2 separate regions of the Homo sapiens genome follow, and region 2 is linked to region 1. The links are chromatin loops, found by intact Hi-C in ENCODE. Cell type or tissue: Calu3. All regions are shown on one strand. Each heading gives the region's core, and the rest is flanking DNA. Links, peaks and the distances in the headings are about the cores only.

Region 1 (16,379 bases), core at 3,977-11,976:
ATTTTTTTTTTTTTTTAGAGACAGGGTCTCTGTATCTTGTCACCCAGGTTGGAGTACAGTGGTGCAATCATAGCTCACTGCAGCCTTGAAGTGTGGGTTCAAGTAATGCTCCTGCTTCAGCCTCCCGAGTAGCTGGGACTGCAGATGCTCACTACCACATCCTGCTAATTTATGTTTATTTTTTGTAGAGAAGGAGTGGCACTACTGTTGCGCAGGCTGGTCTTGAACTCCTGGCCTCAAGTGATCCTCTTTGCCTCCGCCTCCCCATAGACCACTCTAGAGAACATTGTACTCAGATGGAACTTGAACCATCCAGAATAAATCAGGCCTGGGAAAGAGAGAAGAGAGGCAGCAGAGAGAACTGTCTGAGAAGAGTATGTTGGCAGCCCAGCTGCCAAAAAGCAGTCCAGATGGTCCCAACTTAACTGAAAATGGAAATTTTCCCTGACCCTTTCATGGGCCTTGTGACAAGGATGCCTCATTTACTCAGCCTGCAGCTTTCAACCCCTCGTGGGAAGAGGAGCACACAGGTGAGTGGGTGCAGGAGCTGGAGTTAATGCTTTCAGGCGCTGGCAGGTGCAAAACTCCATGCAGGCCCCACGGCAGCATCTTGCAGGGGGTGGTACCCATGACCCTTGAAGCCCCAGAGGGCATGTATTACAGGCAGCGCTTTGAGCTTGGCTGTCCACAGACGGCTTAAGTGTTTAACAGCTCAGTGGACCCTCTGCCTTTTCACGAGGGCAGAGGGTCACTGTGACAGCTTTCTGTACCCCAAGCTGTTGTCTGGTGTCCAGGAAAAATCAGGTCATACGAATGAATTGAAGGATAGTAAACATGGGGGATTTTATTGCCAGTGGAAGTGGTTCTTAGCAGGAAGGGGAGCTGGAAAGAGGATGGAGTGGGAAGGTAATCTTCCCCTGAAGTCTGGCCATTTGTGTTTGTGGCTAGACTCTTTGAAATTCCACCGTCAAGCCATCCCTCTGAAGTCAAACTGCTTCTCTCCAACATTCATCAGCTTCTTCTCTTCTCTCCTTCCCTGCTTCTCTGCCCTCTGCCAGTGGAGCCTGGGGTTTTTATGGGTACAGGATGGGGGGCGGGCCAGGGGTGGTTTTGGAAGAGGCAACATTGGAGCAGGAAATTGGGGATGTAAAGTTCTCACTTTGGGCCATGGTTCCAGGTTTGAAGGTGGGGCTCTCACCAGGGACCCCACCCTTTTCTGCCTAGAATTTCTCTGCCTCCTGTCTCTATCATTACCATGGCTTGAGTTAGGATTTTTTGACTTTACAATGGGTTTGTTGGGATAGTAAATGCATTTTCAACTTACGATATTTTTGACTAAGGCTGAGTTTATCTGGATATAGCCCTATGGCTAAGTCAGGGAGCATCTGCGTTAAATGGGTGAGGCTGATTGTTGGGAACCCACACCCTGTATCAGGTGAGCATGCATTTTACTAGACTTGGCCACTTCTTACATGTGGAAGATGTGAGAAAGTCTACATCACCCAGTGACTTTCATTCTCCAATTTTGTTTTTTTTGAGATGGGGTCTCACTTTTTCACCCAGGTTGCAGTGCCGTGGTGCAATCTCGGCTCACTTCAACCTTTGCGTCCGAGGCCCAAGCAATCCTTCCATCTCAGCCTCCTGAGTAGTTGGGACTACAGGTACCCACCATCATGGCCAGCTAATTTGTTATATTTTTGGTACAGACTGGGTTTCTCCATGTTGCCCAGGCTGGTCTCGAACTCCTGAGCTAGGAGATTTACCTGCCTCAGCCTCCCAAAATGGCGGGATTACAGGTGTGAGCCACCATGCCAGCCCCAAACTTACTTTTCTGTAAAATAGTTTGGGACTGAACACAGAGATTCTTAATCACCTTGTTTCTTTCAGATGTGGGGACTCAGTGGAATGTACCCATCCAGGCAAGCAGTGGTTTTGCCTGTACCTGGTGCCTGATCCCTAGTCGGGAGCAGTGTCCCTGCTTTCCCTAAGGGAGGACCCGTTCCAAAACCTTTCATTTGCACAGCCGTCAGTTACAACCTTCTATGAAATTGTTCTCAGGACTTAAGTCTTGTAAAACAGCCCAAACTCCCTTAAATTCTTTCTTGAAAGGGCCTGTATTATGTGAGGAAGTGCTAACCCCACCCTTGGGCCTGGTTCCTGCTGGGCAGTTTAGAAAGAAAGCTGAACAGTGAGCTTTCCCGGGCCATTATTCAGCTCTGAAAGGTAATCAAAGGGAATACCTTTCCTTCTATTATCCTATTGCTGAGTTTTACGGAGTTTTATGGAGGACTGCCTCTGAATACAGACGTGTTCAAAGAAGCCAAGAACCTAATATAAACAAGAATTTCCAAACAGTGCTTGTTCAGATGATCTTATTCAGATGGCTTAGCACTGCCAGGTTCCTAAAGGTCAAGGAGCCGTCACCACTGGGGCCTCCAGAGGACTGAATTCACCTCCACAACTGAATCTCCTGCCTGCCAGATGCCCAAATAGGCCATGGGGGCAGGTCACTTGCTTTACATTTCATATAAATGGGATCATACGGTGTGTACTCTTTTGCATGTGGCTTTTTTGCTCAAGCTCATTTTATGAGAATTCATCATATTGTTGCATGAAGCTATAGTTGTTCATTTCAATTGCTGTATGGTTTTCCATTATAGAAATAGACCACTATTTATTTATTCCTTCTACTCACATGATATTTGGGCTATTTCCAGTTTGGAGCATCTATTGGTTTCCTAGTGTTGTTGTAACAAAGGAGCATACATTTAGTGGCTTAAAATAACACACATTTGTTATCTTATAGTTCTAGAGGTCAGAAGTCCAAAATGGGTCTGCAGGACTATTTTACTTTTGGAGGCTTTAGAAGGGAATCCAATTCCTTGCCTTTTGAAGCTTCTAGAGGCCACATATATTCCTTGGTTCATGGTCCCTTTTTCCATCTTCAAAGCCAAGAACATAGTATTGATAGATGCAGGAGGAAAATAAGGGGGAAGGTACCCAGAGAACCTCCCACTGGCCTGCGCACTGGGAGGATGAGGTGCAGCCTTGGGAAGTTTGTGCCATTTGCAGCGGGGAGGAGCCTAGCCTCTCCTGTTCCTGTGTGGTAACCTGGGATTCATTCTGTGAGATGGGGGTCTGTTAACAGGAACCCTTCTCACTTTGCTGAGTTTTTTTCCTTTTCACCCAATAAATTCCACTCCTTACCCTTTTATATGTCCGCGAGCCTAATCTCTCCTGGTCCTGTGACCAGGACTTGGCTTTTTCTACAACAACATTTTTTTCTCCTCTCTCAACTCTGCTTCCATCCTTATTTCTTCTAACATTGACCATCTTGTGTCCCTCTTAACAGCATCCTTGTGATTACATTGGGCCCACCTGAATTATCCAGAATAATCTTCCCACCTTAACTTTATCACATCTGCGAAGTCCCTTTTGCCATGTAAGGTAACATGTTTACAATTTCCAAGGATTAGGCTGTGGTTATCTTTGGGAGGCCATTCTTCAGCCCGCTACAGAGCCTTATGAATAAACTTGCTCTTGACATTCATCTATATGTCCTAGGATGTACACATTCTGCATTTCCTTTGGATGTACACCTAAGAATGGAACTGCTGAGTTAGGGTATGCATATGTTCCGCTGGTAGATCCTTGCAAAAACAGTTTTCCAAAGTGGTGCGAAGTTACATTCCTACCAACAGCATATGAGTTCCAGTTGATCTGCATCATCTCCAACACTTAACCACTGCGATTATATAGAAGTGTCTCATTGTGGTTTAAACTTGCACATCTTTGATGACTACTGAAGTTGAATAGCTTTTCATATATTTATTGACCATTTGGATGCCCTCTATTGTGAAGTATCTGGTTTTTTTTTTTTTTTTTTTTTTTTTTTGTCTTTTGCCTATTTTCCTAATGGGTGGTCTTTTCCTTATTGATTTGTAGGAGTTCTTTATGTATTCTGGGTCTAAGCCCTTTGTCATGTATTTGTGCTATAAATACCTTCTCCTACTTTGTGGTCTGTCATTTTACTCCTTTAATGGTATCCTTTGATGCAAAAATGTTTCTAATTTTAATGCAGTCCAGTGTCTACAAGGAAATCTCAAGAAAAAATTTTTAAAATATTTTTAACTGAATGAAAATGAAAACACAATTTATCGAAATTTATGGAGTGAAGCCAAAGCAGTGCTTGGAGGGAAATTTATGCCGTGAAATACTTACATTAGAAAAGAAAGGTCTCAAGTTGCTAATGTAGGCTTCCATCTTAGAAACTAGAAAAGAAGAGTAAATAAATCCTAAAGCACGCAAAATGATAAAACAATTATAAAGAACAAAAATCAATGAAATTGGAAACAGAATATAATTGAGAAAATCAATAAGACCAAAAGTTGGTTCTTTGAAAAGATCAATAAAACTGAACACCTTGATATCAAGATTTTCCTGGCTTCATAAAACATGTTGAGAAGTATTCCCTCTTTATTTATTCTTTAAAAGAGTTTCTTTAAATGTTGGTAGAATTTAAATAGCCAGGGGTGGTGGCAGGCACCTGTAATCCCAGATACTCCAGAGGCTGAGGTAGGAGAATCGCTTGAATCTGGGAGGCAGGGGTTGCAGTGAGCCAGGATCGCACCACTGCACTCCAGCCTGAGTAACAGAGTGAGACTCTGTCTCAAAAAAAAAAAAAAAAAAGTTGGTAGAATTTACCAGTGAAGCCATCTCGTTTTGTGTTTTTTTGTCATACCATTTTAAATTCATTGCTTTAATTGCTTTATTATAATTTTTTAGTTCTTTTGTTAGTTTTTGCATGTCTTGGTTTTTAATTTGTTCATTACAATTTTCAAATTATGGGCATAAAGTTTCCCATGATATCTTTTTTTTTTTAAATGTAGGTTTGATTGTGATGTCCTTCTTTTGAATTTCGTGTATTGTTTGTGTCTTCTCTATGTTAATTGGTCTTGTCTTTTATTGATCTTCAAGGTGCCAACTTTTGGTATTGTTGGTTGATTGTAGATTTATTTTCTTTTTTACTAATTTCTGCTTTTTTTTTTCTTTTTAGAATTAGATTGGATTTTTTTATTATTTTCTAAATTATTTCGATAGATTCTTTTTTAAATTTTTAATTTTTTATTTCAATAGGTTTTTGGGGAACAGGTGGTCTTTGGTTACATGAATAAGTTCTTTAGTGGTGATTTCTGAGATTTTGGTGCACTCATCATTCAAGCAGTGAACGCTGTGCCCCATGTGTAGTCTTTCATCCCTCACCACCCCCCACCCTTTCCCCTGAGGCCCCAAAATCCAATGTATTACTCTTATGTCTTTGCGTCCTCACAGCTTAGTTCCCACATATGAGTGAGAACATATGATGTTTGGTTTTCCATTCCTGAGTTATTTCACTTAGAATAATAGTCTCCAATTCCAACCAGGTTGCTGAAAACGCCATTATTTTGTTCCTTTTTATGGCTGAGTAGTATTCCATGGTGTGTGTGTGTGTGTGTGTGTATATATATATATATATATATATATATATATATATATATATATATATATATATACCACATATTCTTTATCCACTTGTTGATTGATGGGCATTTGGGCTGGTTCTATATTTTTGCAATTGCAAACTCTGTTGCTATAAACATGTATGTGCTATAAACATAGATTCTTAGACCATTGGTTTTCACTTTTTTTCTTTTCGAATATGTGCATTTTAAAGCTATAAGTTTTCTTCTAAGCTTGGCTTTAAATAAATCCCACAAATTGTGAAATGCAGAAATTTAATTGTGGCTTAATTCAAAATATTTTCTAATTTCCATTGTAATTTCTCCTTTGACTTATGGGTATTATAAGCATATTGATTAATTTCCCAACATATGGAGATTTTTCTCCTTAACTTTTTGTTACCTATTTTTAGTTTTAACTGCAGTTGGAGAAAATACTCTAATCTTGGTATTGCAAATTCTCAGTACCTTGGTAGCTCTCCAATGTCCTAAAAAATGTTTTTATATTTATCTCAGCTTTCTAGTTGTTTTCAGAAACAAGTTTGATACAGAGTAACCTATCAGTTATTGCCAGAAACATAACTACCACCAGTGATAATTTAATTAATTGTGACACCATCACAATCTGTAGATCACCAGTACCCCATTTTCCATTAGTTAAAAAACAAACAAACAAACAAACAAACAAAAAACAACAAAAAAAAACCAGTCATCATTGCATCCATGGCCAGAGAGTTAAGCAACTCAACCTCAGCATTCTATCTCATTTTCTCCAAAGCCCATGTTCTATTACTAACATGCTGTTTATTACATTTATTACTGCTTCCAAGGTCCCCTCTGACAGATTCCACATTTTCTGTCTAAACTTATTTATAGGGCCGGGTGTGGTAGCTCATGCCTGTAATCTCAGCACTTTGGGAGTCTGAGGTGGGTGGATCACCTAAAGTCAGGAGTCCGAGATCAGCCTGGCCAACATGGTGAAACCCTGTCTTTACTAAAAATACAAAAATTAGTCAGGCTTGGTGGTGTGCACCTGTAGTCCCAACTACTTGGGAGGCTGAGGCAGGAGAATCGCTTGAACCCAGGAGGCGGAGGTTGAAGTGAGCTGAGATCGTGCCACTGCACTCCAGCCTGGGTGACAGAGTGAGACTCTGTCTCTAAATAAACAAACAAACAAACAAACAAACTGATTTACCTTCTGTCTTAACTTGGTCCTCTCACCATACTTTTTCAATAGTCTTCTCCCTCTTGTTTACAAACAGCAAATGCATGTCATATTTCTCTGCTCATGTTATTCTCAGCCTCTTCTCACTTCTCTTTGGAATATCTACTCTTTGGTTATTTTCGTTTAACGTATAAGAAAAGAAGGGAAAAAAAGATGAAATGTATGTCACTAAAATTGCCTCAAACACCAGTAGTGGCACGAGTCACAGTTTTAGAAACTCTGAGCTGGTGTGAGAAGCAGGGCTTCTGCCCCCTGGTGGGGAAAGGAGGATGCCCCAGGACCCACGGTGACTTATGGGGGATGTTGTCCACGAACTGACATGTCTGTTGGGGAATCCATCACAGGACCTGCATAACAATTTACATTTTGAGTTTTCCATTCCCCAAATGGCACATGATTCTAGAAACACTTGTTTTACTTAGGTAGGATTTTATAGATACATACATGTGCTACAAATAAATATTGCTTCCAAAGCTGCTCTGAAACCTTAGCCAGCTTCTAAGATGGGCACTGCTCTTGACTGGAGATAGAAATAACTGTAACGTTCATATGAACAGGATTCACAGTATTACTCATATTTGAGTGGTTCCTGGAAAGAGGGCAGTAATGACCGGATTCCCCAGGGCAAAACAGAAACAAAAAGCCCTCTTTTGATGAGAATGGGTTTGGTCAAATGTTTTTGGTGCCATGGGTTTGTTATTTCTTTCTGAAACTTATTTGAAGAGTAACGCCAACTGTCCCAGGCAGACTAAAAGTGACCCTAATTGTCAAGTTCTCAAGAAAAGGCAGTTCCACTGAGTCCCTGTGTCTCCCTTTCCAAGACTCAACCCCTCTGCCACAGCCTAAGGCTACTTCCTCTCCTTTCCTTAGTGGAGATGAACACTAGCTGGTCACTAACTGCCAAATATCTACCCCTTGCTACTGGATTCCACGACAGTGAACCTGCTCTTCAGCTTTCTCCCTACAATAATCTCCTTTGCTTTAACCTTTCCTCATGGGCCCTAAGTTTGTCTCATCCCTAATCACAGCTAAAAAAGATGGAACTGAATACAGCATGGAGTTTAACAGTGGGACAAAGAAAGGAACCATTTCACCCTAGATTTGTGTGTTCTGCTGAAACACAGGGCTGGTTTCATGTCTTCCTAAGTATTTCATTACAATGAAGAAAACACAGTTCTTGTTGGATGAGATGCCTGTTGAGGTGTTGCAAACATGATGATGTCATGTCCAGGGGAGGAAAATGAATATCCCAGGGTTTGAAACCAACTCCCTAGGCAGATGAAGCCAGCAGAGCAAGAACCTTGCCAGCACAACCAGTGGTAAACACACGAAGGTAAATATGGATATGGCCTTTGCTTCAATGGGATTCCAAGTCCTGGGAATGCCAAGAAGCATATATGTCTTTGGGGCCGCCAAATACCTACAGCGTTGTCTTATACATCACAAGCAGTAAATACACTTACCCACAGACACGGAGAGGGAGTTTCCTTAGCCTCTTTCCTTTATGTGAATTTGAAGCTGCCTGATCAGAGTACAGATGTGGCAATTTACTCAAGTTCTGCCCTTGGTTTTCCACTTCTGTTAGGGTCTTTGAGGGATTCCAACAGACAACATTCCCTTCACTGCCTGATTTATGAACCAATTAAGAAACAAAGTGGCCAGGTGCGGTGGCTCATGCCTGTAATCCCAGCACTTTGGGAGGCTGAGGCAGGTGGATCACAAGGTCAGGAGTTCGAGACCCAGCCTGGCCAAGATGGTGAACCCCGTCTCTACTAAAGATACAAAAAATTAGCCTGGCGTGGTGGTGTGCACCTGTAATCCCAGCTACTGGGGAGGCTGAGGCAGGAAAATCGCTTGAACCCAGGAGGCAGAGGTGGCAGTGAGCTGAGATTCTGCCATTGCACTCCAGCCTGGGTGACAGGGTGAGACTCTGTCTCAAAAAAAAGAGAAAAAAAGCAAGTGTGGGCACAATGGCTCATGCCTGTAATCCCAGCACTTTGGGAGGCTGAGGTGGGAGGGTTGCTTGAAGCCAGGAGTTTGAGACCAGCCTGGGTAATATAGCGAGACGCCCATCTCAACAAAAAATAAAAAGTTAGCCAAGCGTGGTGGTGCATGCCTGTAGTCCCAGCTACTCAAGAGGCTGAGGCAGGAGGATTGCTTGAGCTTGGGAGGTTAAGGCCTCAGTGAGCTGTGATCGTGCCACTGCATTCAGGCTGGGTGATAGAGTGAGACCCTGTCTCAAAAAAGAAAAGAAAGAGGCTGGGGGTGGTGGCTCATGCCTGTAATTCCAGCACTTTGGGAGGCCGAGGTGGGTGGATCATGAGGTTAAGAGTTCAAGACCAGCCTGGCCAAGATGGTGAAACGCCATCTCTAATAAAAATACGAAAATTAGCCAGATGTGGTGGCGGGCACCTGTAATCCCAGCTACTAGGGAGGCTGAGGCAGAGAATTGCTTGAACCTGGGAGGCAGAGGTTGCAGTGAGCTGAGATCGTGTCACTGCACTCCAGCCTGGGGGACAGAGCGATACTCCGTCTCAAAAAAAAAAAAAAAAAAAAGAAAAGAAAGAAAGAAACAAAGTGAGAGAGATGACAAGTGGAGGCTATAATACCACTTTCTTATGCTGACATTGAAAAGATAGCTTATATCTGTGAGCAAATAAACCTCCCAATACTGAACCCCCCTCACAGCAGCCTGGACTATGGCAGCCTCCCACCCTGGACCTGCCCCGCTCCAGCCCACCCCTGACTCCTGCCCTCTGATGGCAGGGTAGCTGTCAAGGAGGAAACCAGAGAGAGGCTGAGCCAACCACACCAGTTTATTCTCTCTAAAGTTCCTATCAGCTAAATCACTCCATCTTCTCTGAGCAGAGGTAGAGAGAGAGCCAGATGTCACATAAACAGAGCCACTTCCTCCTGAAACAACTATTCATTGTGGGAAATAAGTTACTTCCAAATCCTACCTACCCTGATGCCTTACCTCCCTTAGGGACTGTGGTCTTGAGTCCCTCACCATTGCACACCCAAGCATCTTGGCAGAGATAACCTTTCATAGAGATGATAAAGTGTGTGTGCATGAGCAGGCATATATGTGTGCATGTATGTGAGGATGAACAAATCTACATATATGTATACATATATATCTGAGTTTGCATGTGTATGTGTGTGTGAATGTGTGTATAGGTTTGCCTATGGTGCAAGTGTGGTGTGCGTTATGAGTTTGCATATGAGCTTGTGAGTGTGTAAGTGTACATGAGTGTGTGCAAGGGCACAGGTGTAGGCATGCGGGTGTGGGTGTTCATGTGTGCCTAAATGTTCATGTACATAGCTGTGCCTATAGTATAAGTAGGTGTGTGTGTAAATATCAAGCTTTGGAACCAGGCTTTCAGGTTTCATATTTGGGCAGATTCATTCCAAGAAACATTCCTTGAGTATCTATGATGACCAATGACTGTGGCAACCATAAGGAGGAGTATTACGTTTCTCTGGATGCAAAAGGCTTATAAGCAAGTAGAAGAGACAGACACATAAGCAACCCTATGCAACACAAGACAAAAGATGTTAAATGCCATTGTTATAACACAAGAAGAAGAATTGTTCTGACTTGCTGAATGTTTGAGGTCAGCTTGAGAGGAGATAGGAGGTGACAGGAGGGCCGTTCAGGCACAGGAATAACATGAGCTCAGGACCCAGGTAGAAATATAGGGCATGTTTAAGCAATGAGTCATTCGTTGTGCCAGGCACATAAATTAACATGAGAGTTACAACATCAGATCAGATCAAGGATAACATCTGGCCATTCCTCACTATATTTCACAGGGCACACGCTGATGAAGGAGGGGGATGGCCAATTAGTGGGGAACTCGGACTCTTGTACTAAGAAGTGTGAACTTCCTTTCTTAAGGTAAAGGGAAGCCATTGTGTTAGAGTGGAGCCGGGGAAGGCAAGGGTGGGATAAGAATTTCAGGGTTAAGAAGCTACTGCATTGGTCTACATGAGTGATAATGAGGGGGTCAAAGGGGTGACATAGTTTACAGATACACTCAGTGGATTTTTATTAGGCTGAAGGGAGGTTTTCCAAATCTGGTGACTGGTCATTTAATGGTGTCACTAACAGGGCTAAGGAGGAAGTGGATGATGGGCTAAAGAAGTTGAACTGCAATTTGAACTACTGTGTCTCCCCTGATAATCACTCAGTGCTATGCTTCGTGCACCCAACCCCCACACAGATGTGGACTTTTGGGAAATGCGTCCTCTTGCTGACTAGGCATCAAAGAATGAGTATTTCCTTTGTCACCATTGCCTCATCTTCCAGAGAAAACTCTTCACTTCTGGAGGAAGCCAATTTCTCTTTCATCTGGAACCTTTTATCTCTAATAACATTATCTCTATAGTTTTAACTCAAGAAAGGTCTCGGTTTGAGTCTTCAGTTGGAGCCCTGAGGAAGCAGGTTCCAAGAACAAAGGAGAGATTGCTCTTTCTCTGGTCTTCTCTGCTCAAACAATAGCAAGCTACCTTCTGGACACTACAGTGGGCATGTCCAGTGGTGCATCACCTGACAGAGAGATGCAGGGACTCAAAACAGGTACATTTATTGTGTCAAGGTACATTTGTGAGTACAAGGAAGAGTCACGTCCAGGAGAGGACAGGCTGAAGAGGAGCTTCAACCAATAGATGGGGCTCTGCTGGGGCCACTAGGATGTCAGCAGGGAAGCCTCGGAGCGCCACAGCAGCGTAGAAGGCCTCGGGCTGCAGAATTCAGCAGGACTAGGGGCTAAATGTGTGATGAAGTTGGAAAGGCGAACACAACAGCAATTGAAGTGGATTCCAAGAATAAAAAATGATTCGCCAGAAATACGCCAGGACACAGGCAGCTAAAGCCAACAAAGGGGTGGATTCCCAAGATGGGGACCTGAGAATCCAAAGGGATCGAAAAATCAAACATAGCCAGGCACGGTGGCTCATGCCTATAATTCCCACACTTTGGGAGGCCAAGGAGAATAGATCACTTGTGCTCAGGAGTTCGAGGCCAGCCTGGGCAGCATGGCAAGACCACATCTCTACAAAACACAACAATTAGCCAGGCGTGGTGATGTATACCTGTAGTCACAGGTACTCGGGAGGCTACGGTGGGAGGATCACTTGAGCCTGGGAGGTTGAGGCTGCAGTGAGCCATGATTACGCTACTGCACTGGAGCCTGGGTGACAGAGTGAGACTTTGCCACAAAAATAATAATAATAAAACAGAAAAACCAAACATCAAATAATGCAAAGACACATGGGCTTGGGGCAATTCGTGGCTTTACGGGGTGAGGTGCAATGTCAGAAAGAGGCGCAGGCACTGGGGTTCTTTAGTCTGGAGAAGAGGTGGTAGCTGTTACCTAAATCATAAGCTCCTGGAAGGCAGAGAATACAGATCTGATGTCTTGATTAGTAGGTAATAAATGGATATTGGTTGAATGATTGCTTACTTAAGTAAGCCCTTCAAGGGGAGATTCTCTTAATTGCTGCCTCATACCTCAGAATGGCTTTGATTTTCTCATTTCTCTTTTTTGCCCTGGCAGCTGTTATTGCCTCAGCAAGCTAAAGCTGTTGCTATTTCAGCATCATTGCTAAGAAGGGCATTGAAGCATCTTTATGTCAGGCTGAGCTCACTCATCCAGATTAATTCCCTAGATGTCCAGCATAATTTCTGGTAAAGTCACCTTTTGGTCTGAACAAAAAGCAGATAACTCACTTTATCTGTGAGTTTTTTATCTTGTTGACAAACCAAAATTCTTATCCATTTCAATTTCTGTGGCAATTTAAGAAATTGCTAGCAGAAGAAATGTGGACTTTGGAAGGACACATTAAGCCTGCACTTTGCTCCTCGCTATCATGTGAATGCCTCAGTGTCCTGGCCATTTCTGATTCGGTTCTGGGAGGATTACAGAAACATCATGATTACTGTGCTCTCTAAGCCTCTCACTGGTTTTAAGGAGGGGGCTGATTTCCACTTTTATTTATAGAAACTTCGAGAATGATCTCCAAAGCTCAAGAGTTCAAGAAGCTATGGAGAATCTTAGTGATTGAGAGGACATTTGGGTTCATCTAAACCAGGGGTCCCCAACCCGCAGGCCATAGTCCAGTACTGGTCTGCGGCTTGTAAGAAATGGGGCCACACAGGAGTGAGTGGTAGGTGAGTGAGCACGACCACCTGAGCTCCGCCTCCTGTCAGATCAGCAGTGGCATTAGATTCTCATAGGAGCGTGAACCCTATTGTGAACTGTGCATACGAAGGATCTAGATTGCATGCTCCTTATGAGGACCTAATGCCTGATGATCTGAGGTGGATCAGTTTCATCTGGAATCCATCAACCCCAACCAACACGTCCGTGGAAAAATTATCTTCCACAAAACCAGTCCCTGGTGCCAAAAGGGTTGGGGACTGCTGATCTGAACCCCTTCTGTGTCAGAGTGTGGCTTGCCTAAGGTTCTTTGACTAAGTGGCATGTTGGTGCTTTGAACTGAGCAACTGAGAATCTACTATGTCATGCCTTCTCATCGACGGAAGTACTTGCAGTGGATCCAGATATTTAAAATGAATGCAAAAAAGGGGGATTAAAAATGCAGTAAAAATGCAGTGAAAACAAAAAAATGTAAAAATAAGGAAAAGTCCTTTTTTTATTTTTCTTTTTTGAGACAGGGTCTTGCTCTGTCACCCAGGCTGAAGTGGACTGGCACAATCACAGCTCACTGTAGCCTCAACCTCCTAGGCTCAAGCAATCCTGCCACCTCAGCCTCCTGAGGAGCTGGGACTACAGGCTCACACCAACATGTCCAGCTAATTTTTTATTTTTTCAAGACCAGCCTGGGCAACATAGCAAGACCCCATGTTGCCCAAGCTGATCTTGAACTCCTGAGTTCAAGCAATCTGTCTGCCTCGGCTTCCCAAAGTGCTGGGCTTACAGGTGTGAGCCACCACGCCAGGCGTGAAAAAAAGTCTTAAACAACAACAAGAAAATAATGCATATAGTATTTGCTCTCTAGACCAGGTAATCATTCTGCTAAACATGCTGCTGTGTCCAAAAGACAAAGCCTTCTCAAACTGTCGAAACGTGTTTCTCAAAAGGTTCATTATATTCTTTCTTCTCTGCAAAAATGACAAGCAGTTACCATCTTTTTCTGAGCAAATATTGACAACCCCTAGCACCCAACACTATGAAAATTCAGGTATATTAAGTTTAACCCATCATCTGTCTCAGTTTTTGTCCCCTAAAACAAAGGAAAATTATAGGCACAGTGCTAACAATGGAAATGTGAGTTTTTTCCTCCTTTGGTCTTTTTGTTGCTAGGGTGTAAGCCCATGTGTGTTGTAAAACTCTCTCCCATCTGGCTGGTTCTTGAAACTTCTCTGGGTCGCAGTTCTTACAGTTGAGCAATTAATTCTAACACTTGGGAACGGCTGAAATGAAGGAGATTTCAGAGAGAATAGCTCATGACCTTATGCCTTTGTGTGTTTTACTGAGAACTGACCTCCTGCGTTACTGGGAAAGAAAAATCTATTAAAATCTCTTGGGTGAATACTTCAGCAGGCTGATTTCATTTTGAAGTGAATCATTTGGTGCATTTTAGAAGGCATGATAAATGATGTCATCTCAAATATTAATATAAACCCTGGATAACATGCTTTTTACTCAGATTCAGAGTTTTATTACGATATTGTAAGAATTCCATTAGGCCACACCTACACCGTTTGAAGTCTGGTGAGATGCAAGGGTGGAGGAACAACACTACTTGATACTGTCAAATCCCCAGAACTAGAAAGTATCTATGAATTAACCTGACAACAATAAAACCACACAAAGTTACGGGAGAAAAATTCTAATAAAGGGTATAAAAGAACAACTAAGTAAACAGATATATACATATCATGTCTAATGGATGGGCAAACTTAGCACCAAGTAGATGTTAATGCTCCCTAAATTAATGTCTAAGTCAATGCCATTTTAATCAAAATCTCATGATAATCCGTAAATTGGAAAAATTAATTCTAAAATGTATAAAGAAAAGTCCACAAATAGTCAAGGGAATTCTGAGAAACAAAAGCAAAGGACTAGCTCTATTAGACAGTAACCCGCATTACAAAGCATAAACATATGGCAAGGTTATGCCCTGATGGGCAGAACAGGAAGTTTAGAAACAGAATCATGTGGCCAGACGCGGTGGCTCATGCCTGTAATCCCAGCACTTTGGGAGGCCGAGGCAGGTAGATCACTTGAGGTCAGGAGTTTGAGACCAGCTTGGTCAACATGGCAAAACCCCATGTCTACCAAAAACACAAAAATTAGCTGGGCATGGTGGCGGGTGCCTGTAATCCCAGCTACTCGGGAGGCTGAGGCAGGAGAATGGCTTGAACCTGGGAGGTGGAGGTTGCAGTGAGCCAAGATCGTGCCACTGCACTCCTGGGTGACAGAGTGAAACTGTGTTTCAAAAAAAAAAAAAAAAAAAACCACCACCCCATCACCAAAAAGAAGAAACAGAATCACTCTGCAGAAAAACAAATAGATTTAAATAAAATTCAAAATTTAAATTTATTTTATTTATTTAGAGACAGAGTCTTGCTCTGTCACCCAAGCTGGAGTGCAGTGGCATGACCTCGGCTCACTGCAACCTCCATCTCCCAGGTTTAAGCGATTCTCTTTCCTCAGCCTCCTAAGTAGCTGAGATTACAGGTGCCTGCCACCACATCCGGCTAATTTTTATATTTTTAGTTGAGCCAGGTTTCACCATGTTGGCCAGGCTGCTCTCAAACTCCTGACCTCAGGTGATCCACCCGCCTTGGCCTCCCAAAGTGCTGGGATTACAGGCATGACCCACTGTGCCTGGCTGAAATTTATTTTAACAATATATGATAATGTATAATTATATTGATACATAACACATATATTAATATTTACTGTTTATAAAGATTTAAATGATTTCAATGAATTAAAAATCACAATATAAAGAAAAAAGAAATGCCAAATAGTTTTAAGACTATAAAACTACTAATAAGAAATCTAGAACTATCTTTTTTTTTTTTTTTTTTTTTTAAAGGCAGAGTCTTGCTGTGTTGCCCAGGGTGGAATGCAGTGGTGTGATCATAGCTCACTGCAGCCTTGACCTCCTGGGCTCCAGTAATCCTTCTGCCACAGCCTCCCCAGTAGCTGGGACTACAGGCATGAGCCATCATGCCCAGTTAATTGCTTTTTTTAGAGACAGGGCCTCATTACGATGCCCAGAGTGGTCTTGAACTCCTGATGTCAAGCGATTCTCCCACCTCAGCCTCCCAAAGTGTTGGGATTACGGGCATGAGCCACTGCACCCGGCTAGAAGAAACATCTTTATAAGCTTAGAGTGGCACAGTAGATTGAGAAAAGTAACAACTGCACTGGCAGCTTCTCCCAGCAGGAGGTGGGGGCTTTTATTTGACTCCTTGAGTTTGGGTGTGGCCATGTGGCTTGTTTTGGTCCACTGGGCATTAACAAATGTGAAGAAGGAGAGGCCTGGAAAGCTCAGGTCCACCAGGCTTGCCCTCTCCTGCGCTGGAATCCCGGAGCCGCCGTGTGCGGAACCCTGGGCTGCCCTGTTGGAGGGTGAAAGGCCGTGTGGAGTAAGAGGCCCAGCCATCCCAGCTG
Region 2 (16,379 bases), core at 4,528-12,527, 440 kb before region 1:
ACGTACATTAAAGCAATCGGAGAGATTCCAATTAGCCTCATAGTCACTCATGCTCAAGTGTAGAGTATCTGGAAGAACCAAAAAAAGGCTGCTGGAACAGAGTTATTTACATTTTAATTAAAAAAAAATACGCATCTGGTGATGCACATTTGACTCATAAGGGAACACTTACGCAAGTACCAGTTTTCCTCTGAAATGTCTCACTAGTGGTGTGAGTTTTATACGATAGTTTCTGGCCTGGAACCAAGAAAATGGCACAGCCTCTAAAAGTTCATTTGTTACACAGCTGGCCTGACAGTTAATTAATGGGCTTTATTAGGCTGGAGGTCGGGAGGCCTCCCTAAGCCAAGTTTAGGACCCAGTTAGGTATCAAGGGTCTGGAGCCCCAGACGAAGCTGAAACATCATGCTGTTAACTCCCCAAACTCTTGGCAACGCACAGCTTTCCTTTTAGAAGGTAATGGTTTCATGTCTCCTGTGAACAAGTCCTGTTAAAGATCAAAGCAATCTTTCGTAATCTCATTTTGATGAGTTAAAGGGAAATGAACCAGAAACATGAAAATTAAATGTCCCTTAAAACTCCTTTTGGGATGTAAATACTAAGAAGAATGCCCCCCTACCCCCGCCAAACCCTATATGGGATTTTATCAGACCCCACCCACGTAGGGGAAACAGAGCAAGGCTTCTGACAAATTGAGACGCATCTGGGTTTGCCTCTACCTAATTGGTCTGTATCATGATCCTGAAAAGGGTCTTGTCATGGAAAGGGCACCCGTGCTGTCCTGGCAGGTGGGGGTGAGGGCAAGGACTGTGCTGTGCTGCTTCCATCCACAGGGCATCATCTCTTCAAAGGGACCAATTGTAACCATCAAAAATGTAGGCTGCTACTTCAGCTTTAAAACACTCACTACATAAATGATGTCTCACGGGGCTCCAGGCTTATAAGTAAAAATGATTTTGTTTATGTGTTAATTTCTCACTAAAAACACAGCTCTCTCAAAGGAGTTTCTATAGCACATATGCCATCAAAGACAAATGCTCATTCAATCTGTCTCTTAAATGTGCAATGACTATCTCTGCATGTAAGAACGTAGAGGGTTTCATCTGTTTTTATTGAAGTGAAATTCACTTAACATAAAATTGTTGGGCACGGTGGCTCACATCTGTAATCCCAGCACTTTGGGAGGCTGAGGCGTGTGGATCACTTGAGGTCAGGAGTTTGAGACCAGCCTGACCAACATGGTAAAATGCTGCCTCTATTAAAAATACAAAATTAGCTGGTTATGGTGGCACATGTTTGTAATCCTAGCTAGTTGGCAGGCTGAGGCAGGAGAATCACTTGAACCAGGGAGGTGGAGGTTGTAGTGAGCTGAGATTGTGCCATTGCACTCCAGCCTGGACAATAAGAACAAAACTCTGTCTCAAAAAACAACAACAACAACAACAACAATAAACATAAAACTAACTATTCTAAAGTGAACAATTCCGTGACATTTTATATGTTCACAATATTGTGCAACCACCGCCTCTGCCTATTTGCAAATCATTTCCATCACCTTAAAAAATAGCCCCGTACCTATCAAGCAGTTGTTCCTCAATCTTTCCTCTCCCCAGCCCCTGGCAACTACTAACCTGCTCTCTGTCTCCATGGATTCACCTCTTCTGGACATATCATATAAATGGAATCCCAGCCAGGCGTGGTGGCTCATGCCTGTAATCCCAGCACTTTGGGAGGCTGAGGTGGGCAGATGACCTGAGGTCAGGAGTTTGAGACCAGCCTGGCCAACATGGTGAAACCCCATCTCCACTAAAAATACAAAAATTAGCCAGGCATGGTGGCACACCCCTGTAATCACAGCTACTCAGGAGGCTGAGGAAGGAGAATCGCTTGAACCTGGGAGGTGGAGGTTGCACTGAGCCGAGATCGTGCCACTGCACACCAGCCTGGGTGACAGAGCAAGACTCTGTCTTAAAATAAATAAATAAATAAATAAATAAATGGAATCCTATAGTATGTGACCTTTGTGCATGGCTTCCTTCACTTAGCATTATGTTTTTGAGGTTTATCCGTATTGTAACATGAATCAGTACTTCATTCCTTTTTATAGCTTAATAATATTCTGTTATATGTCTATGCCACAATTTGTTTATCCATTCATCTATTGATGGACATCTGGGCTGTTTCTGCCTTTTGGCTATTGTGAATAGTGCAGCTATAAACATGTGGGTACATGGATTTGTTTGGTCACCAGTTTTCAATTCTTTTTTTTTTTTTAAGAAATGGGATCTTGCTATGTTGCCCAGGCTGGAGTGCAGGGGCTATTCACAGGAGCAATCATCATTGCCTACTCAGCCTCAAACTCCTGGCTTAAGTGATCCTCCTGCCCCAGTCTTCTGCACAACTGGGACTACAAGCACAGGCTACACGCTCCTGGCTGTTTTCAATTCCTTTGGATATATACCTAGGAGTGGAATTGCTAGAGGGCCATTTGATGATAGAAAGAGCTATAGCTATACTCTGCATGCCTGTTTTTCCCCAACACCATAACACACACATAGGAAGTTAAATAACAATCCCCACAGCTGTGAACCCATTACCAGTTTCATTGAGTAGACATTGAAACTGCTGCCTGGCATTTCAATGTCCTCAGGTCATGGAGGGGATAAGCAAGAAGGGAGGCCCCAGTGATTTCTGGAGAGACTGGCACTATCAAGGGCGCTGGGAGAGCTACACAGTGGGAGCCGGAGCAGTATTCATGGATGCCCAGGGGTACCCCTTAGGATGTCTGTACTGCCTGCTTCATGGTCAAGGTTAACAAAGCACTACACATCAACCCCACATGGGCAGCATCACCAAGGACTCAAACTCCTCAGGACTGAAAACGTAGGTCTCTTTCTCAAGCAAAGAATTTCAACCAACTGAGATGCTGGAAAAAGACAAGGAAAGTTTGGAATAGAATGGACAGTTGGCCAATCAGTCTTATTCCTGCTACCAGCTGCAGCAGAGCAGACTGATATCTTCAGCAGTATTTCTCTGCATGCTGCTTATGTGTAAGAATTTCCTCCCTTTTCTAGTATAAATAGAAGTTACAATTTTTTCAAATGAAAAATCTGACTTCTGAGTGGATCACGTACAGAAACCTTCCTCTTTTCTTCAAACATGGATAAATATATTCATTTATTCACTGATGAACAAATATTTATTATTTGATAAATATGGTTCACTGTGCTGAGGGAATGACAGGGAACAAAACAGGCAAAGTCCTTGCCCTCATAGACACTGCCTTCTGGAAGAGGGAGGGAGACAGAACACAGTAAGTTGATCATATATCAGGTAATGATAAGAGCTAAGCAGAACAATGAAAGAGATTGAGGAGACAGAGCTTTAAGAGAGGGTGGTCAGGCGGGGATGTGCACTCATTTGTCTGAGAAACAGCATGGAACCTGTAAGACTGAGTAGAGTGTGTAACAGGGAGGGTGGTAGGAAATGCGATTAGAGAAGTAGTGATGGCCTGTCTCATGCAGGGCCTGTGGCTGTAGTAAGAATTCCATAAAACTAGTAAAACCTGGATGCCAAAACCAAACAAGGGGAAGATAAGAAAGGAAAATCACAAGCCAATCTCAATCACAGACATTATCAAAGTCTTAACATAATATTAGCAAACGAAATCCAGAGATCTATTTTTAAAAAATCATTTAGGATTTATCCCTAGAATGCAAGGATGGTTCAGGATGAAAAGATAATCAAATGATATTTACCACTTTAAAAGATTAAGAAAGAAGATCATATGATTGTTTCAATAGTTACAGATAAAGCATTTGATAAATTCAACACTAACTCATGATTTAAAAAAAAAAAACAACATAGTAAACTAGGATTAGAAGTGAATAAACTTCCTTAACCTGAGAAAGTATGTACAAAAAACATCCTTACAGAAGAATTGTTGGAAGCATGCCCTATAAAATCAAGAACGGGACAAAGATGTTCACTCTCAGTACTTCCATTCAACATTTTCCTGGAGGCTAGTAAGACAAGAGAAGACATAAAGATTGATGCACTGAATGGATGTGTCTGTGTCTGTATCAGCTTGGCATCATCACCACTTCCTCCTACAGTCTTCTCTGAATTGTGTAAGGTAGAAGCCTGAAACTGCATTTCCCAGCATCCCCTTCTCTGTATTACTCTGTGTTAAAGTTTGCAGTCCCATGAAATCTGATTGGTAGGGGAAGAGTTGAGGCTATCAGTCTCCAAATAAGGATGTAACCAGGTGTTGGGGCAGACCTGATATGCCCAGTGAATACTTGAGAACCACCTGCTTCATTGCTGCATGCTTAGACAGCTGATGGACGCTTCTCAAAGATTCTTAGGATTGCAGCTGTTTCCTGTTAAGAACCACCAATTTGGTGCATTGCAGTAATCTAATTGTACATCCAGTTTGGCATACAATAAGGACAAAAAGAATAGAACAAAATTTTTAAATATTGGTTTTGTTCTTGTGAAACTATTATATGTATTTTGTAGAATGAAACAAATATGTAATTATGCTAATGTCATTAGAAACCAGATTTTCAATGTGAGAGAAAAAGAGATCCAAATACAAACCAAAGAATAAAACCCTGTGATCTTAAATTTAAAATGGAAATTTGAGTATCCTATGATGATTTTTCTCTTTAAAAATTAATTTTTTAGGAAACATAAATGAAAAAATACCTAGAAGTGAAGTCACCTGGAAATAGAATGATCAACCCAGTATCACGGAGTACCCTTAAATATCCATCAGGGAAATGCAAATCAAACCACAACGAAATATCATTTCACAGCCACTAAGATGATTATAGTAAAAAAGACAAATATAGCAAGCATTGGTGAGGATGTTGAAAAATTAGAACCCTCTTACACTGACATGGTACAGTCATTCGGAAACAGTCTTCAGTTCCTCAAAAGCTTAAACATAAAGTTACCAAATGACCTAGCAATTCTACTCCTCATATATACTCACGCCAAATGAATCACATGTCCACAAAAACTTGCACACAAATGTTCATAGCAGCATTATTTATAATAGCCCAAACTGGAAACTACCCAAGTATGCATCAACTGATAACTGAGTAAGTAAAGTTGATTGTGATGATAGGTTGTACAACTGTATTAGTCCGTTTTCACACTGCTGATAAAGACATACCTGAGATGGGGTAACTTATTTAAAAAAAGAGGTTTAATTGACTCAAAATTCAACATAGCTGGGGGGACCTCACAATCATGGCGGAAGGTAAGGAGGAGCAAAGCCATATCTTACATGGTGGCAGGCAAACAGAATGAAAGCCAAGCGAAAAGATGGTTATAAACCATCTGATCTCATGAAACTTATTCACTACCACAAGAACAGTATGGGGAAAACTGCCCCTATGATTCAGTTATCTCCTACTGGGTCCCTCCCACAATACGTGAGAATTATGGGAGCTACAATTCAAGATGAGATATGAGTAGGGACAGCCAAACCATATCAACAACTCTGTGAATATATTAGAAGCCATTGAGTTATACACTTTAAATGGATGAGTTGTATAGGGTGTGAAATATATCTCAATGAAGCTGTTAAAAATAATACAGTATTTTAAAACTGATTATTAATGAAAGCACAGAAAAATACCAAGACTTAGGGTACAGCAATAGTTAAGGGAAATATTTATAGCACTACAAATATTTTTAGAACCATAAGAAAGATGAAATAAATGAACTCATGTCAATTCAAGAAGATAGAAAAAGAACAACGAGTTTAGGCAAAAAAAATGTGATGGAAAGAAATATTAAAGATAAAAACAAAAAAATAAGAAAAGGAAACAAAAGTAAAATAGAAATGACAGAATGAGTCTTAGAAAAGAAAAATAATGCTAATAAAATAAATCCCCATTAAGGCTGATAAATAAAGAAAAATGAACAAATAAACATTAGGAATAGAAAATATAATGTAACCACATATGCAGCAGAAACAAAATCATAAGGGAATCTGTGGCACAATTTTATGTCTATTCTGAAATTGGCTGAATTTTAAAATAGAAAAACTGAATAAAACAATTAGCATTAAAGAAATTGATTTGACAATCAAATATACCTGCCCTCAAGCCACCTCCCCAAAAAGACACTAGTCTTAGCTGATTTCAGCAGTGAATTTCATCAAACCTTTAAGGAAAAGGTCATTGCTATCTTATATAAGCTTCCCAGACAACAGAAAAGGACAGTAGGCCACTGAGTTTAGATAGTGTAGAATTAACACCAAAATGAAACAAGGACAGTACAAGAGACAGAAACTATAGGTTATCTCACTTATAATGTAGATTAAAATTCCTGAATAAATATTAGCAAATGGAATCCAACCAGAGTATTTTTTTTTTAACGATCACAACTAATTTTGATGTTTCCCAGGAAGGTAAGAATGTCAGAAATATCCATCAGGAGAACTTTACAACATTTATAGATCAAAAAGAAATAAAATGACACATTTTATTCTATAAATTCAACACCTTCTCTTATCTAAAAGAAAAACTCTTAGGAAGCTAGAAATGGAAGAGAACTTCCTTAATTTGATGAAGGGTTTTTATCAAAAACCTAAAGCAATCATATCACATCTTTCTGGATTATCCCTATTAAAACCAAGAAAAGGCAAGCAGGGCAGCCATCACCACCCCAGTCAACTTTACACAGAAAATACTAGCGAATGCAGTAAGCAACAAATAAATAAAATGCATAAGGTTTGGAAAGGAAGTGAAAATTTATTATTTTTAGGCATAGAAAATGCATAGATGGGTGGCGCACGGAGACTTATGACTGTAATCCCAGCATTTTGAGAGGGCGAGGCAGGTGGATCACCTGAGGTCGGGAGTTTGAGACCAGCCTGACCAACATGGTGAAACCCCATCTCTACTAAAAATACAAAAAAATTAGCCAGGTGTGGTGGCACGTGTCTGTAACCCCAGCTACTCAGGAGGCTGAGGCAGGAGAATCACTTGAACTGGGAGGCAGAGGTTGCAGTGAGCCAAGATCGAACCATTGCACTCCAGCCTGAGCAACAAGAGCAAAACTCTGTCTCAAAAAAATAAATAAATAAAATAAAATAAGAAAGAAAGAACAAAGAAAATGCATAGATATCAACAGAAAATCTTTTAGAACTAAAAAAGGATTCAGCAAGGCTACTGATTACAAGATCAACATGCAAAATTCAATAACTTTTGAATGTGAACAATAACAAATGGGAAAAAATTGGAAAAAAAAAAAGCCAGCTCACAATAGCAGCAAAACTATAAAGGACCTAAAGAATATACATTACGTACCATTTTTAAGAGCTTTATGGGAAAAAATTATAGTTTTATTAAAGGATATAAAAGAAGATCTGAATAATGGGTAAGAGGTCTCAAAAGCATAAACATGTCAATTCTGCCCAAATTATCTATAAATTTAAGTAAATTCCAAATAAAATCTCAGCAGAACTTTTCTGTTCATTTGTAACGTGATTCTAAAATTCATATGGAAAAGTGAATTATCATTGCCAAGATAATTTCGAAAAATAAGAACAATGGGTGGGCAGGAGCAGTTGGCCTGCGGATTCTGAAACATTCTAGACAGTCACAGAAATTAAAATATAGTTGTCTGAGCAGAGGAAGAGGCAGCGGACAGAATAGAGAGCCTGGTGCAAATCCATGTTCATGCAGGATTCACATGTAGGGGCTACGTGGGATGTGGAATATGATAGCGGTGGCACTAGAGATCAGCAGGGAAAGATGAGCTTGTGCCATCATTGATGATGGAAGCATTGGCTTTTCATATAAAAGACTCCTACACTAATTATACAAAAATTAATTCCAGAAGAATTAAAGACCTCAGCACGAAAAATCGCAACTAAACACTACTGAGACGTGAGACCTCAACCACATCTTGAATGCAAAATTTCATCGAATGTGAATATCATAATTCTATGTATGGAAAATTTTTAAATAAGACAAAGCATAACTGTATGTTGTTCATGAAGATATTTTTTAGTTTAGTTTCTTTTATTTTTATTTTTTTATTTTTAAGTTTGAAGAATATCTTTATGGCCCAAAGTGAATCTGCCAAGCTTTTTAGGCCACCTTGCGTGCATTTTAGTTGTTTCCCCAAGGGAGAATCTGAATCGGTGCCTTCCCTGACTCTTTCCCAGCCAAAATGCGGGCACGTGACCAGGCCTGCCAATCAGACACGGGGGCCTCGGGCCGCGGGAGGGAGCTGGCTGGCTGCGCGTCTCCGGGAGCCGCTGTCATTTCAGTGGCGCATTCTGGGCAAAGGCGGTGTGGTCCCGGGGTGGGCAGCAGATTCCGGAAAGGGTCAGTTGGTTCTGGGAGTGTCCCTTTCATTGTCTCAGGCCTCTTTTCCCATCTGTCCCAAACGTTGTGTGAACTCCCTTCTGTCTCTCCTAAGTTCTTTTCTGCTTAAACTGGTCAGACCGGATTCTACTGCTTACAAATGACAACTGTAACTGACACGCAACCCTGCAGAACAGAAAACATCTTTATAACAAAACATACCCCATCAACGTTAGAGAGGAAAAAACAGGCCTCGAGAAGGTATTTGCAGGATCTATAACAAAGGAATTAATAAAGATATATACTGTATTTATCTTATCAGAGAATTTATCTTTAATGGAGAAAACTCGGATAAATAAAGAACAGAAGCACGCCCATAGGAAAGTGGAGGGAAGGAGAACAGGAAGTCCTCAGAAGCAGAAATCCAAAGGTCTTTATTATATATATTTGTTCTTATTTTTACAATTTACATAAGTAAAATTATGGCATTCATATTCCATACATTCCTTCACACAAGATAAGCGTACGTGAGACCTCAACCACATCTTCAGTGCAAAACTTCATGGAATGTGAATATCATAATTCTACTTATGTAAACATTTTAAATAAGAAAAAGTATAACTGTATGTTGTTTATGAAGTTTTTTTTTTTTTTTTTTTTTTTTTTTTTTTTTTTGAGACGGAGTCTCGCTCTGTCGCCCAGGCTGGAATGCAGTGGCGCGATCTCCGCTCACTGCAAGCTCCGCCTCCCGGGTTCACGCCATTCTCCTGCCTCAGCCTCCCGAGTAGCTGGGACTACAGGCGCCCGCCACCACGCCCGGCTAATTTTTTGTATTTTTAGTAGAGACGGGGTTTCACCATGTTAGCCAGGATGGTCTCGATCTCCTGACCTCGTGATCCGCCCACCTCGGCCTCCCAAAGTGCTGGGATTACAGGTGTGAGCCACCGCGCCCGGCCCCTGAAGATGTTTTTAAACTATTTTTTAAAGTTTGAAGCTGGAAGCACGCACTGCTAAATATGATAGTGCTGCCTTTCCAGCGTAGAGGGCTCAGCAGCCAAGCATCACAATCAAAAGGCTTCCGAGATTTAGTTGTATTTATTTCTGGGGGGGTGGAGAGATAAAGTATTTACAGTTATTAATGGTTTAATATGGATTCTTTCACTCCATTTCCTACACTTACAGAAGAATTACATGAGAGGAAATAATGGTATATTCTATGTGTAAAAATGACAGAGGGAAACTTCATCATAGAGTCCGGAAAAATAAGCTTTTGAAAAAACAAGTACATTTCTGTGGCTTTATTCTCAACTCAATTTTTAATTATGCATGCAATTTACTCCCATGAAATAAAGATAAAAGATCATAATGAGTCATTTATAATAATTTTACGTCTTAAATAAAGTAATGGAGCTTTTCCTTCTAACATGCCATGTTCTTCACAATGATCCTGTACCTCTGTGTAGCCATGACACCAAGCCTCCAAGATCACAACTGTGACACGCACCTGTCATTCACAGGCCAAGCCACAGGATGCCACTGTTGCATTTTTGCTATAATAGACTTTTACTTAAGGTGAATGAAGAAAGAAAAAAAGGAAACTCTATTTTTAATAAACAGACACATGGCAACCATTTAAGATTCAAGATACAACAAACCTTACCTTAGTTATTAGTTATGGCTAATTATTAAAATCCCTTTAAATTGGACTTTGAACATCACATATTGAAGTTGAGATTTCTATGCCAGCCATGTGCAATTGCTACATTTATAGACTCATGACATCTCTTAATATATTACTGACGGCCGGGCGCGGTGGCTCACGCCTGTAATCCCAGCACTTTGGGAGGCCGAGGCGGGTGGATCACGAGGTCAGGAGATCGAGACCATCCTGGCTAACAAGGTGAAACCCCGTCTCTACTAAAAATACAAAAAATTAGCCGGGTGCGGTGGCGGGCGCCTGTAGTCCCAGCTACTCGGGAGGCTGAGGCAGGAGAATGGCGTGAACCCAGGAAGCGGAGCTTGCAGTGAGCCGAGATTGCGCCATTGCAGTCCGCAGTCCGGCCTGGGCAACAGAGCGAGACTCCGTCTCAAAAAAAAAAAAAAAAAAAAAAAAAAAAAAAAATATATATATATATATATATATATATATATTACTGACTTAAAATAACATATTCACTAGTATTTAAGCCTCTCTAAAATTGTTTGTTAATGAGTCAATGTATTTTTGAAATCGAAGTGTTGGGTAAATCAAAGTATCGTTTTCCTTTTACTTACCCAAAGATACTTATTTGCATTCTGATTGAACCACAACTGATAGTTATACTTGGCACTCTCCAATTTCTTTTTTTGTTTGTTTGTTTGTTTTTGTGATGGAGTTTCACTCTTGTTGCCCAGGCTGGAGTGCAATGGCGCTATCTCGGCTCACTGCAACCTCCGCCTCCTGGGTTCAAGCGATTCTCCTGGCTCAGCTTCCGAAGTAACTGGGATTACAGGTGCCCGCCACCACGCCTGGCTAATTTTTTTTTGTATTTTTAGAAGAGATGGGGTTTCACCAGTTGGCCAGGCTCGTCTCGAACCTCTAACCTCAAGTGATCCGCCTGCCTTGGTCTCCCAAAGTGCTGGGATTACAGGCGGCACTTTCCAGTTTCTTTCTGACCCTGTCCCATACTTTCTAGCAAGTAAGTAAAGGTTTACAAATTAACAATTACAGGTCCCCAAAAAGCTTCTATTTAAAGGAGAACATTACTTTTGTCCTGTGAGTAAATAAAATGTATAGGAAGATGTTCCCAAAATATAAAATATTTCTATTAAAAAGTGACCATATTTATGAATGCCTGGTCTATGTATACAGGAAATAAATAAATTGTAGTCTCTCAAAGAGACTGCAGCCTAATTAAGCACATCCCTTTCCTCTGCCAACTCAGTCAGTTTCTGTCTTCTGTGGATTTTCATAGCTCTTTGAATATGTGTTTAGTTATAACCTGCAGAAATTGTTCATTTGTTTATTCATTTCCCTATTCAACAAATACTAGGTGCAGAGAGCAAGACCAACATGACCTGTCCTAGGAGGTTACGGTCTAATAAATGCATTGCAATTACTGCTTACTCATCTTTCTCTTCTACAGGACTGTGAGCTATTCAGTATCCCCAGAATGCCGGGCAGAGCAGACTGCAAAGAAATATTGCTTTGGTGAATGATGTGCCGGGATGAGGTGGAGGCAGGAAGGCCAGAAATGAGCACAGTCATCCAGCCAAACGGTGCTGGGAGCTCAGGACGGAGTGGCAGAGTGGTGTTGGGAAAGAAGGGACATTTAAACAAGATGGAAGAGCAAGAGGACTTGATGCTCCTGCAAGCAGTCCAGGAAAGGTTAGATTGTGTGTTTATTTTCCTCACTAAACCCACAAGATTTATATGTTGAAATTCTAACCCCTAAGGCAATAGGAAGTGGGGCCTTTTGCAGGTGATTATGTCAGATGGAATTAGTGCCCTTATAAAAGACACCCTAGAGAGCTGCCTTGCTCCTTCAACCACAGGAGGACACAGCAAGAAAGTGCCATCTATGAACCAGAAAGTGGGTTCTCACTAGACACCCAGTCTGCCTGGATCTTGAACCTGCCAGCCTCCAGAACCATGAGAAATAAATTTCTATTGTTTATAAGCCACCCAGTCTATTTTGTTATAACAGCCGGAACAGACTGACACCTTGGCACTGGCAATCTTTCTATGTTATAGAATTAACCCAGTGCCAGCCTCATTATTGTGAAATAAGCTGGCCTATTCTGCAGTAGATAGTAATCCAGCAATAAAAGGCAAGCAGCTGAAAAATCAACATGGAGCATTCCTCGGCCCATTCCCTTTGGTGCACTTAGCAAGGACATGAGCAGACGCTGTCAGTTTGAGTCACAAGGCATGTGTCCTGGCTCTTCACGTGCCCCCGAGCACAGGTCTTAGAGTTTGGGGCAACTCTTCGGGGGTCAGTGTGACTCACAGGCATGGAGCATGAGCAAAGTGGTGGGCTGAGTGGTTGGAAGGTAATAAATTCTTAAACTTAACTAAAATAACCCAAGTCTTAATTCAGGATATTGGTTGCCTAAGCAACAGAGAGGTTAAAGCAGCAATAAATTATGGCTAGTCTTATCAAAATAGAGCTCCTACAGGTTTACAACAGGGCCCTGGCACCCTGGTTGTTGGCTGTCAAACACAATTGAGTATGGAGAAATGATCAAGTCTGTATCAAAGGAAAACAGAAAACCACGACCCAGGTACAAGATCCAGAAACACTGAGGTCCTAATCTCAGACAGTTTGGAAAGCAGAAGACCTGCCTCTGAATCTCCGCCCTGGCCTTCACTCACAGTGCGGCCTCACTGGGCTGCCCACCTTATCTCTGTGAACCTCAGACTGTCCTCTCTAAAGAGAGATGTTGTAAGGCTCCCACGAACTCACATTCATGGAAACACTCAAAAAACAGCGAGATGCTTTGCAAAAAAAGGTACTGCTGTCTTTAAAAGATGAAAAACAATGTTAGTTGAGTAAGAGTAACAATAAAGCTATCATATTTTAATAAGAAATACCTATCAGCCAGCAGTTCAGATGAGTGAAATTATCTGAACAAAGAAACCATGTCTATAACAACTTTTAAAAATCATTTTTTGTTAACACTCATACTTGACCTTCAGAGACACTGGAGTTCTGGCTAAGTTAAACATTTTTGCAAGGTCCTATGTGAAGACTTACAGTGGTATAGTCATCCTTCTTAGTCTTATACCAATGTCTGATTAATTTTCCTAGCACACCACACCGCCTCTGTCCAAATGTCTGTCACTCATTCAGTGCCTTGCTTACCCTGTGTTATTTTGTACATTCTCTCTCTTTCAATCTCTCTCTCTCTCTCTCTCTCTGCCTCTGTCTCTCTGTCTCTCTCTCTCTGCCTTTGGTCCCACATAGGAGTTTCCCTCTCCAGCCAGACTGATTTTTCTGCCCCATATGCAATCCTCATTGTCCTTTTCTCCTTGAAGACCCAGGTCAGAGCATCAGCCACCCAGTGATGTCTACCCCATGTATGCTACGCTCACCAAAGGGAGTGTTGTGCTCTTGTTACCTTGCTCTTCATGTTACCTTGCTCTTTGTGTTACCTTGCCCTTTGTGCCTTCAAGTAGACTTCAAGGTTTCTGAGAAAGGACCAGGAGGGGCCTCGCTTACTGCTCTTCAGTCCACGCTACCTGGGACTCAACCTTGTGTAGGTGGGCAGGAGTTGTCTGAAGATAGGGAGGAGGGCAAGAAGACATAAATGACTGTGAGCTCTTATACCTGGGAGAGGCCCCACAGAGCTTCACACAGTGCTGCTCCCCAAACAGTCCTAGAAGAAGAGGCCACTTTCTTTCATCTGGAGGAACTTAGGAACATACAAGTATAGGGTATTTACCAAGTGTGGAGTGAGCACTGGGCTGCCAGTGGGGATCCTAAGTCGGATGAAGAAGGAAGCTGATGTGGCTGCCTTCTCTTCCCTTCTGCAATCCTGACGGACATGGAGGACAGAGACAGGTGTGGAGAAGACCCACACCTACAGGTGTAAGCTCCATTGAAAGGGAGACATGGCACAGAGGAATATATGCCATCCGAATGACATATTCAGTCAGCTGAATATATGAAGAGACATATATTTGAATGACTGATTTCATTCTTCCTCCCATCCCAATGCAATGAGAATTCAAAGAACAACACATATAACCTCTATGTTCCACCAGCAAGTCCACACACAGCACACGCCACATGTGGAGGGGTTTTAGACAGAAGGAAATGTGACTTCTTGTCCTTCCTGCATTTTGCCTTCGTGAATTATGCATTCATCTCTGCCTCCCAGGACACCATTGATAGAAGTCAAATCCATATTAATAATCCTCAAGGCTGAATATTCTCATTTGCCAACGTTTTATTTTTATACAGGTAGAATAAAAACAGTAAAATGCACAGATCTTAAGTGTTTAGTCTAATGAGTTTTGACAATTATATGCCATGTAACCACCACTTCAATCAAAACATAGAACATTTCCATCATTCTGGGAAATTTCCTTCTGCTCCCTCTCAGGTGATCCCACTCTCACCCCGCAGAGCAATCTCTCTGATTTACATCACCACGGTGAAGTTTTGCCTATTTTTGCATTTCATATAAAAGGAATCATATAATTTGCATTCTTTTGGTTCTGGCCTTTTGAGTTCAGCATAATGTTCATCCACATTGTTGCATGAATCAGTAGTTTTTTTTATTATTACTGAGCAGAATTCCATTGTATGAATGTGTCACAATTTACCTAATCTCCTATTGATAAACATTAGGGTTATCTCCAATTTTGTCTATTATGAAAAGAGCTGTTGTTGTGGTCATGTACAAATCCTTATGTGTACATGTGTTTTCAGTTATCTTGGGTAAATATGTAGTGTATTAGTTTGTTTTCATGCTGCTAATAAAGACATACCTGAGACTGGGTAATTTATAAAGGAAAGAGGTTTAATTGACTCACAGTTCAGCATGGCTAGAGAGGTCTCAGGAAACTTACAATCATGGGAGAAGGGGAAGCAAACACGTTCTTCTTCACATGATGGCAGCAAGGAGAAGTGCCAAGCAAAAGGGGGGAAGCCCCTTATAAAACCATCGATCTCGTGAGAACTCATTCACTATCACGAGAACAGCATTAGGGTAACAGCCTCCATGATTAAATTACCTCCCACCAGGTCCCTCCCCCGACACGTGGGGATTATGGGAATTACAATCCAAGGTGAGATTTGGGTGGGGACACAGCCAAACCATATCACATAGGAATGGAATATCTGCATCATAAGATTAAACATATGTTTAACTTTATATAAAACTGTCAACTACAGTAGTCCCCCAAAACTGTTGTATCATTTCACATTCCCACCAGCAATAAATGAGAATTCCAGTTGCTCTGGATTCTTCCCAAAATTTGGTGTTGTCAGTTTGGTAGGGGGAGGGTTGTTTTGTCCTGTTGTGCTCCTTGCTTTAAGTTCTTCTAGTAGGTATGACGTGGTGACTCACTGTGGTTTCGACTTGCATGATGATTGATGGTAAGAGATGCTGAGCACCTTTTCATGTCTTATTGTCATTAATATATCTTCTTTTAAGAAGCATCTGTTCAAGTCTTTTGCTCATTTTTTAAAGTTTTAAAAATTGTTTTATTTTTTATTTGAGACAGAGTCTCACTCTGTCACCCAGGCTGAAGTGCTGTGGTGCAATCATAGCTCACTGCAGCCTCAAACTCCTGGGGTGAAGCTATCCTCCCACCTTTGCCTCCCAGGTATCTGGGACAACAGGCACACGCCACCATGCCTGGCTAATTTTTTAATTTTTACTTTGTAGAGACAGGATCTCAACATATTGTCCAAGCTGGTGTCAAACTCCTGGACTCAAGCAAATCCTCCTGCCTCAGCTTTTGCCCATTTTAAAATGGGACTGTTCATCTCTTTATTGTTGATTTGTAAAAGTCCTATGTATTCTGGAGTAAAGTCTTCTGTCAAATATATATGCCGCAAATGTTTTTCCCAATCTGTCCAGGCTTATCTGTTGATTTTCTTACCAGTATCTTTTGATAAGCAGAAAACCTTAATTTTAATAAAGTCTAAGTTATCTATTTTTTACTTGATGGTTAACAGTTTTGGGATTCTGTTCAAGAAATCATTGTCCACCACAGGATCATGAAGATAAAGGCCTATATTTTTTCCAGAAGCTTATGGTTCTGGATCTTACATTTAAATCTATAATTCAGCTCAAATTAATTTTTATGCATGGAATGATGTGGAAGTTGAAGATCACTTTTTCCCATATGAATATCCAATTTTTTCAACAAAATTTGTTAAAAAGACTTTCCTTTCCCTGTTGGGCTGCCTTGGCATCTTGGTAAGACATCAACGGGCTATATATGGATGGGTCTATTTCTAGAGTTACTAACCTTTTATTTTTAAGCAACACATTCACCTGGAGAGTGGGTCCTCAAGACTCCTCAACTTCAGTCTTGTCTTTAAAGGGACT

What was found. Hi-C counts contacts between places; a loop is a spot of excess contacts. Peaks named below come from ENCODE experiments on the same cell type or tissue, not always from the same donor. Only the 100,000 strongest peaks of a DNase experiment are listed, where the experiment ranks them.
Region 2: a loop joins it to region 1, with 3 times the contacts of the local background. A loop is called at or near these places in 2 of 110 quality-filtered maps.

What each region holds. Positions count from the first base shown.
Region 1 is chr18:62,629,189-62,645,567 of GRCh38, reverse strand. No RefSeq gene overlaps it. Among named protein-coding and RNA genes, the nearest start is that of PHLPP1, 78 kb to the left of the region's middle. In Calu3, for the core only: a CTCF peak has its summit at 6,997 (motif pointing left); DNase peaks (open chromatin) are centred at 6,977 and 10,437.
Region 2 is chr18:63,067,153-63,083,531 of GRCh38, reverse strand. No RefSeq gene overlaps it. Among named protein-coding and RNA genes, the nearest start is that of BCL2, 240 kb to the left of the region's middle. RefSeq lists an enhancer at 9,754-9,803. In Calu3, for the core only: no CTCF peak of the experiment used is centred there; DNase peaks (open chromatin) are centred at 8,241 and 9,841.